Linked DNA regions of Homo sapiens: regions 2 and 3 are each linked to region 1. A link is a contact called in ENCODE Hi-C data. All regions are on one chromosome and are shown on one strand. Each heading gives the region's core, a stretch centred on a gene start or an enhancer-like site at or near the end of the contact. The rest is flanking DNA. Distances are from core to core; before and after follow the strand shown.

What was found. Hi-C counts contacts between places; a loop is a spot of excess contacts on that map. Pooled maps may share reads with other maps.
Region 2: a loop to region 1 is called in a pooled map, with 2.9 times the contacts of the local background. The contact joins the promoter of RFX2-AS1 here to the promoter of TRIP10 in region 1. A Hi-C loop is called at or near these places in 1 of 37 single-sample maps with no recorded cell type and 10 of 50 pooled maps.
Region 3: a loop to region 1 is called in a pooled map, with 2.9 times the contacts of the local background. The contact joins the promoter of PRR22 here to the promoter of TRIP10 in region 1. A Hi-C loop is called at or near these places in 1 of 168 maps with a recorded cell type or tissue (CD8-positive, alpha-beta T cell), 3 of 37 single-sample maps with no recorded cell type and 14 of 50 pooled maps.

Annotation. Positions count from the first base shown.
Region 1 is chr19:6,738,267-6,740,973 of GRCh38, reverse strand. It overlaps TRIP10 (thyroid hormone receptor interactor 10), which reads right to left and starts at 1,294. Exons shown (of 15, transcript NM_001288962.2): 1 at 1,189-1,294. The coding sequence starts at 1,212. RefSeq lists silencers at 1,040-1,129, 1,170-1,449 and enhancers at 433-1,200, 1,650-1,779, 1,800-1,889, 1,969-2,707.
Region 2 is chr19:6,061,102-6,064,032 of GRCh38, reverse strand. RFX2-AS1 (RFX2 antisense RNA 1) reads right to left here and starts at 1,435. Exons shown (of 2, transcript NR_199041.1): 1 at 1,265-1,435. The region is part of intron 1 of RFX2 (regulatory factor X2); the gene reads left to right.
Region 3 is chr19:5,783,152-5,786,079 of GRCh38, reverse strand. It overlaps PRR22 (proline rich 22), which reads left to right and starts at 1,334. Exons shown (of 3, transcript NM_001134316.2): 1 at 1,334-1,549; 2 at 1,641-1,703; 3 at 2,027-2,928. The coding sequence starts at 1,420. DUS3L (dihydrouridine synthase 3 like) reads left to right here. Exons shown (of 13, transcript NM_020175.3): 11 at 289-477; 12 at 569-697; 13 at 805-940. The coding sequence ends at 877.

The sequences.
Region 1 (2,707 bases), core at 45-2,544:
GCCGGGGTCACGATTTTGGGACCCCACAGCCCGCCGACCAGACTCCCAGGGAGGGCCAAGGCTCTGCGCTCCTAGAAGGAGTGGCTTCCCGGCGCCGCCCCGGCGTGGCGCGGGGGGAGGCAGGAAACTGGCGGGAACCCCCTCCCCTTCCCGGGAAGGGCCGGAGAACAGCGCCCAGGCCCCAGCCACCCCGGCCGGGAGATGGAGGTCTCCGACATAGGACCGCCAAGAGGGGCGTGGAAGGGGACAGGGCCACTCCCCCAGCTCGGGCTCCCCTAATCCCCCCGGATTCCGGAAAATCCGGCCGGCCCGGCGTGAGTCAAGGCCAGAGGGGCAGGGTTCCTGGCAGACTGGGGGCCCCTGAGTGGCCAGGGGGCAGGCACCAGGTTCCCTGAATCTCCCTGCTTCCAGGGATCCCCCGATGGGTGACTCAATTTACCCCACTGACCCCACTACACATCCAAAAGAAATCGCAGAATTGGAGGAGGGGGTGGCAGTCTGGTTACCCCCGCTGCACTAAGAACTCAGGGATTCCACCGCCCCCAGCAAGGGGAGGGGTCAGAGGTCCGGCTAGGATAGGGGGAAATTTCTGGGGCTTCCAGGGCTGAGGTTATAGGCGACCAGGGGGCGGTCCCGCCCTGGGCCTGGGGTGAGCAGGGGGAAGCCAGGGAGGGGGATCAGGCCGAGCTTAGCATCCCCCTTCCCCTCCATGAGCGTCCCCAGCCCCTAGGTGTTGATTAAAGGCGAGGGAAAGGGCGGTCAGGACTTCTAGGTCCCACGTGGGTGGGGATGAGGGTGACCAGAGGGTCCCCTCCCCCCTCCTAGCCGGACAGGCGGACGACGGGCAGGGACCCAGGGGCCGTAAGATAAGCCGCCTGCCCGGCCAGGGCGCCCAAAATAGGTGACCTCTCTCAGCCGCCCCGGCCTGGCCCCAGGATTCCTTCTGCCCGCCTCATTCGCAACCCTGTGCCTCAGTTTCCCCACTCCGGTCCGGCAAAGTCGCCCTTCGCCCCTGAGCGTGCTGAGACTCCCAGATAAACTTCGAGAGAGAGCGGAGGGTGGAGGGCGGGGACCCAGGGGTCGGTGGAAGGGAAAGGCGCGGAGCCCCCTCTAAGATACATTGGGGACAAAAGGGGGGTGCCTGGACCCCAGCAAAGGGGAACTTAGAGGCGGGCCGATTGGACTTACCCACAGCTCAGTGCCCCAATCCATGCTGCTCCCGCCGCCGCCGCCGCAGCCACCACCGCACCCGGTCCCCGCCGCCCGCCGCCCGCCGCCCTCCCCGGGGAGACTCAGCCGAGGGCGGTGCGCCTGGCCCCGCCCCGCCCCGCCCGGCCCCGCCCACCCCAGACTCTTCCCCGCCCCCCTGCACGCTCTGCCACGCCCCCACCCGCGCGGAGCCCAAGCACTGCGATTCGGGGGCGGGGCCCAACGGACGCTCCGCCCCCTTTTAAAGCAACGTTGCCACTCGACGCCGCTGGACCGACCCCTTAAAGAACCCCCACCCATTTTTTCCAAATCCCCGGGGTCCCTCTCGTCCTCTCATCTTCCTTCCCCGCTCCAAACGGTTCTTCCCATCTCCTTTTCCCCTTTCCCCGCAATTATTCCTTAAAGGGCCAAGACACTAAAACCCCAAACTCAAGAAGTCCTTCCTCAACCCCATTGCAGGGGCAACCTGAGGTCACCCCGTTCTTGCGAGCCGGCCCGGCTCCAGGCGTCTAGGTTCGTCCCACTAATGGTCTGGTCCCTCCGGCCACAGGGCGGATGAGAGGGTTTCGATCCAACCCAGGACGCGCCTTCGCCAAGGCCAGGTCCATTAACTCCCGCACCGCATCCTGCCTTCCCTCCCCCAGAGTCTCCGCTGGGAAACTGAAGACAGGCCGTCCTTGGGGCGCCAGGCCCAGGCCTTTCCCCAGCTGCCTTCCAGTTCGCGCCTGCATCTGCCCATTTTCCAGTTTAACCTGGTTTCATTCTCAGTACTGCCCCTGAGATTCCGACTCCGCCCCTCCCCCAGACATCTGGGCCATCTGGGCCCTGGAGAAGGGAAGTCTGTCACCTCTCCCATAAAAGTCTGTTCACACCTTGTAAATCCCTTTGAGGTGCTGGAATGAAAGAGGAGAGGAGGCACTGGGGATTCCCACTCCCATTCTCTCCGGGCTTTGGCGCTTTCTCTGCAGCCTCAGACAAGGCTGGGCGTCTTGCAGGGGGGCCCTTGGGTATACGTTCCCCTTACACAGAGCACCCAGGCTCCCAGAACAGAGAGATACAGCTGAGCCCAGGAGGAGAGCCTTGGGAGCCCACACTGGGACTGATGTCTCTGCTGAGACCTGGCCCCACCTGCTGGTGGCTTCTGAGCTAGAAAATGTCTGATTGCAGTTGGGCAATTGAACCCAGTGAGTTCTGTGGCTAGTCTCAAATGGGGGCTCAGCCTAGCAAAGTTCTGAGTTCACCTCTGCTCAGAGACTCAAACTGGAATTGGGGTTCAGTCCAGGTCAGCACCACCGTGGGGATAGGGGATAGAGGCCAGAGGCTTAACCAGAAGGATTAGCAACCCGGTAAGGGGTCAGGTCCAATCTGGAGTCAGGGCTAGTCCAGATCGGTGGCCTAAACCAGAGATTAAGCCTCAGTGTGTGGTGTGGGGGACGAGGGGGTGTCAGAGTTTCAGGCTGAAGTTAGGACTCAACTTGCAGAGAGGGAGTTCACCTGG
Region 2 (2,931 bases), core at 186-2,685, 680 kb after region 1:
GCTGGCTGGCCAAGAAGCCAGATGTGAACAGCTGCATGACATGAAGTAATCTGAGGGGACAAGCACGGAGAGTGGTTTGGTGAATCTGGAAATGCTGTGTGGAGTAAAGGTGTGGCCTTAGACGTGTGGTTCTCCATGGGGGTGGTCCTGCCCCCAGGGGACACTGGGCGATGTCTGGAGACATTTGTGGCTGTCAGACAGGGGTCGGGGGGTTTCCTGGCATGGAGTGGGTGGAGGCCAGGGATGCTGCCCAGCACCCTGCGGTGCCCAGGACGGCCCCACCCCAGAGTGTATTCCTGCCCCTCATATCCGCATTGCTGAGGTCAGGAAAGCCTGTATGACATGACAAGCTGACTGGAGAGAGGGTTTCCCCACTGCTCATCACTTGCCTGGGATCCCCTTTGGAGCTGCTGGCTGCTGTCTCTCTGCCTCCCTCCTTCTTCAACGCAGCAGTCACTTTAATCTTAGCTGTCATGGGCGGGTGGACTTTGAGGGACAGAGGGCTGCCCAGCCTGCCTGGCCCTGCTGGAGGGGTCTTGTCCATCCCCACCCTGGCAGGTGCATGGACCCCATCCTCACCCTCCCTGCGTTGTGTGCAGGAGACACCAGTGCCAGCCTCCGGTGGCCCTCCATGCACTGCAGCCACCTTGTCACTGCGAGTCTGGACCGCTGTGTGCCATGCTGGCCTCCCTCGATTCTGCAGACCTTAGACTTGCAGGCAGAGGCTAGCTGATCAGTGAAGGGCTGGCGCTCAGGCCTGGGGGTCTGGCAGGCGTAGGCTCCAATTCCGTTGGAATCAGAGGGTCCTTGGGGGTTGTGTGGACATCTCATTTAAACACTCCATCCGGAATCAGAGGAAGCCCGGCTTTCCCCACAGAGCAGGCGCCAGGGGAGAGTTTCAAACCAAGTAGCTGGATGCATGAGGGAGAAGGCGGCCTAGGAGCAAGAGCGAGAGCGGCAGGACAGGAGGGATACGAGACACAGCAGCTCACGGGAGGGGATGTGGGTGACCCCAGCAAGGGCCAGGCACCAGAAAAGGACAGACAGGTGACATTGGTCTCTGGAAGGGGAGGGAAAGGACGAGCAGATATTGAATATGCGCGACTGGCCAGGGAGCGACCCCCAGATCTTTACATTCTGAAAAACCCACTGCTTTAAACGCACAGGGAACTGCTTGTGGGGATAGACAGAGGGAACGATCATTCTAAGTCACGCTGATTTACCTTTTCCTCCTGGTTACTGAGAATGAATGAAGAGCACTTACTTCTCAACTGGAACCACAGAGGGCTGGAGAAATGTCCAAGTCCAGTTCGAGCTCATACAGTCACTCCCCACGGGGACTGTATCAGTTCATGATAGCTCCAATAGCATCAACTAAATTCTAGAAACTTCTAAAGCAAAAGCTAAGCTTGTGTTGTTATTTGGAGTTCTCTTTGGCATGGGGTTGGGGAAGCGATTTATATACAGAAAAGAGACGGAAGCTCCACGTAGGTCGGGAAGCTGTGGCTCCGGAGGCTCTAGTCATAAAAACATGTGCTTCCTCCTCCTAAAGGAGTGACTTAGCCAAACCCAAGCCAAAGCCAGTTCCAGTCTAGCCTGCCTCTTCCTGCTTTGTGACCTTCAGCTCATGGCTCGCCCTTTCTGAGCCTCAGTTGCGTGTGTGTTGTGTCTAGAGCAGAGGTGATGTGGTCACGGCTTCCTCAGAGTCAGTCAGCCCCCACGTATACCAGCTTTGCCCGCAGTCTGGGGCTCGGTCTGGCCACCAGCTACTGCCGCTGCTGTTGTCCTTGGGGTTGTGTCCCTCTTTCTTTCGGCTAGTTTGGTTTTTTGGTTGTTTTTCATTGTTTTGTTTTGTTACTTGTTTATTCTTTTTAGAGACAGGGTCTTCCTCTGTCTCCCAGGCTGGAGTGCAGTAGTGCAGTCAGCTTACTTCAACCTCAAATTCCTGACCTCAATAATCCTCTGGCCTCAACCTCCCAAAGTGCTGGAATTACAGACATCAGCCACCTTCCCCGGCCCCCAGTTTGTTGTTGTTGTTGTTTGTTTGTTTGTTTGTAGAGATGGGGCCTCGCTATGTTGCCCAGGCTGGTCTCGAACTCCTGGGTTCAATGGATCCTCCCGCCCCTGCCTAGGACATATTTCATTGATCAGGCACCTGCTGGGATCCACACTCGGGGTGGGCACATCAGCTATATCATTCCCTTCCCCCTCCCAGCCCCTTTCTCAGATGAAGAAACCAAGGCCACTGCCACAGTCAGTAAGCGAGTGACAAGCCTGGGACTTGAACCTGAAGCCTGGCCTCCTCCCTCTGCTCCGGGTGGTCATACCTCCTTCCCAGCCACTCGGCATTCCCCTTGGCATTTGTTCTTATTTATATAAATAATGGAGGTTGCAAAGTCTTTTTCCCCCGGCTGCAGCCGACTCCCCAGTAAGATCCAGAGGCGGGGCCGGGAGTAGGAAGGGAACCAAATGTTCCGTTTCTTTGGATGCATTCTGTGGGGCAGGGCTCTCTGCCTGCCTACGGACAGTCTTCAGGTGACAAGGTCTTGATCAGCCAGACTTGTAAGTGTGAAGGGTAGGCTCCAACCCTCTAAAGAAGGGATCCTACAGACAGCAGACCTTTTCGACATCGAAATGGTCTGGAACCCCCACCTTGGTAGTTAATCCCTTGATTTAGCACACACACTGTCTATGCGGTGAAAATTCTTGGGAGGATTTTTTGAGCCAGGGAATGAGAAGACATTGTTATCTTTTGAATCACCCCAATGTGAAAGAAAATTGGCTGGGAGAGGGCAGAGGCTGGAAGCAGGGAGACCAATTAGGAGGCGGATGTGGTGGTTCCAGGTAGGAGATAGGGAGGCAGGGGCTCACTGAAATAGTAGCAGCAGGAGCGGAAGGAAGGGGGAGGCAGAGATGGTATCAGGTGGAGAC
Region 3 (2,928 bases), core at 85-2,584, 950 kb after region 1:
CTAGGGAGGCTGAGGCAGGACAATTGCCTGAACCTGGGAGACGGAGGTTGAACAGTGAGCCGAGATCTTACCACTGCACCCCAGCCTGGGCGACAGAGCCAGACTCCGTCTCAGAAAAAACAAAAGAAAGTCCTGTGCTTTGAAGGTTGTGTGCATGCAGCTGGGAGGCTTACTAGGCTTGTAGGTTTTGTGGTCTGGGCTCCGGCTCAGGCCAGGCCATGGAAGCAGAGGCCACACGATCCCAGGCAGGCTGGTGGCTGGGCCCACTGATCGTCACCCGTCCCACAGTGGCGCCCTGCTCAAGCCGTGGCTCTTCACGGAGATCAAGGAGCAGCGGCACTGGGACATCTCGTCGTCCGAGCGCCTGGACATCCTGCGGGACTTCACCAACTACGGCCTGGAGCACTGGGGCTCGGACACGCAGGGCGTGGAGAAGACCCGGCGCTTTCTGCTCGAGTGGCTGTCCTTCCTGTGCCGGTGGGCACCGGGGCTGGCTGGGGTGGGCGGCGCGTGGGCCGCGGCTGGTTAGAGCTGACTCAAGCCTGTCCTGCCCGCCCACCCGCCGCAGGTACGTGCCCGTGGGGCTGCTGGAGCGGCTCCCACAGAGGATCAACGAGCGGCCGCCCTACTACCTGGGCCGCGACTACCTGGAGACGCTGATGGCCAGCCAGAAGGCAGCCGACTGGATCCGCATCAGGTGCCTGGGTGGGCTGGAGTTGGGGAGCTGCAGTCGGGGGCCCGGGGTCACGGAGGGTACTTTGCAGGTCCTGGGCCTGACCTCGCTTTCCACCTGCTCTCCCACAGCGAGATGCTCCTTGGGCCAGTGCCCCCCAGCTTCGCCTTCTTGCCGAAGCACAAGGCCAACGCGTACAAGTAGCCTCAGGCTTTCCCAGGGGCACCCTGGGGCGAGGAGAGTACAATAAATTTTATTCTTTTAAAATCCAGGCCTTTCTGTGACCCTGAAGCAGCCCCTCCTCGGCCCCCACCTTCCCCAAACCTCTTAGCTGCCTCCATGGGCCCTGCCCCAAGCTGGGTGCTGCTGGTGCCCAGAGAGGCCTTGACCCCCAAGAAGGTAGCGGGTTGAGGACCCGGGGGGCCTCAGCCTGTGTGGGTGTGGATCAGGGCAGCCTGCCTGGAGGAGGCGGCCTCAAAGCTGTTAGGGGGGTGTTGCTGGAAGAGGCAAAGGCCTGGCCCAGAATCCTCCCTCCCATGGTGATGACCATGTCTGCCAACGTCTGCCCCTGCTTGCCCCCAACACCCAGAACCCCAACCAGTGGGCGCGCTGCAGGCTGGAACCCGCTGCCCCGAGTAACCAGGCAAACAGAACCCCACCAGGTTCTCAGCCTGTTCTCCGGTTGGGCCACTTGCACTCCCACTGCCGCCCTCCTGGCCTGTCTGGACCGGGCCCCCCGCTGCCCCATGCAGCACCCCAAACCGTTCTGTGCCCCTGCAGCTCCCCAGGAAGGTTTCAGCCCGCAGAGTCTGGAGGGGGCTGAGGTGCTGGGCAACCAGCCTGCTCCCACCTGTGCCGAGCCTCCTCCCGCTATGGGTACGATCGGGTGGGTGGGAGCACCTGCTGGAGAGGGTTCAGGGGCCCACCCGCCTAAGGGCCCTACCCACCTGGGCACCTTTGTCCACAGGCTCCTTGAACCTGTATCATCCCCCAGACCCAGAGAAAGAGGTGTTTCCAGCCCCACCAGCAGGTACCGGCCTCCCCTGAGCCCTTGACGAGGCTGGGAGTGGGTTTGAGTGTGCAGGCCCATCTTGCCCCTGCCCCGTCCCTAAGTGGGAGCCTGAAGGCATGGCCTCTGCTCCCCATGCTTCACACAGGTCCCCCAGATGAGCCCCAAAGACAAGCTCTGTGTCATCCATCACCCAGCCAGGGCCCCAAAGCAATATCTATGTCGTCCCCCAAAGGGGCCCCCCAATGGCAAGGTTCTTGTGGCATCTCCCAAACAGGCCCCCAGGCTTGGGCTGGGCCCCTCAGGCAGCAGCTGCTCTCAGGGCACCCGCCTGCCGCCCACAGGTTTCCAGATGGCCCCATGCGGGTGCTTCTTCGACCCCCGCATCTATCGGATCGAGTGGACCACCCCCGACCTGGGCCAGTCAGCCCTGTATAAGCTGGCAGCAAGCAGCGGGGGGCCAGCGGGGGTCCCCTCCGCCCCAGGCAGCTACCTCCTGGAGCCTCAGCCCTACCTCAAGGCCCCGGGGCTGCCTCCATACCCCCACTACCAGCAGGCACCCGGGGGGCCCCAGTTTCTCTTGCCCTACTTCCCGCCTGAGGGCCCCGGGCCAGAGGCTCTGGGTTTTGTGGGGGACGCAGGGCCCGCCGCCTTCGTGGAGCTGCCCCTACCGCCCCTAGAGGAAGGCCCGGCCCCGCTGCCACCCCCACCCCCCAAGGAGAACAAGCCGCCCCCTGTACTCATCACGCTGCCTGCAGAGCCCACACTGCCCCCAGACGCCTACAGCCACCTCCAGGGTCACCTCGGCCACTTCCCTGGGCCCGAACCCCTGGCCTTCCCCGTCAAGGAGCTGCAGGGCAGTGGGGCCCGACCTGGGGTGCCCCTGTACCCACCGGGCCTCAGCGAGCTCAAGGTGGCCGAGGTCAAGGAGGGGGCCCTGCTGGGAGCAGGCAAGGCCAAGGCCCCCAAGACGGCCAGAGCTTTGGCACTGCCTGACAAGGTTCTGCTGGAGGACGCCATGAAGCTCTTCGACTGCCTGCCAGGCGCCTCTGAGCCTGAGGGTACCCTGTGCGAGGTCCCTGGGCCGGCCCTGCCTGACAGCAGTGGTGGGAACTCAGCCGATGACATCCGCTCGCTGTGCCTGCCCGAGGAGCTGCTGTCCTTTGACTACAGCGTGCCTGAGATCCTGGACACCGTGTCCAACGTTGACTACTTCTTCAACTTCAAGGCGCTCGACGAGGAGCAG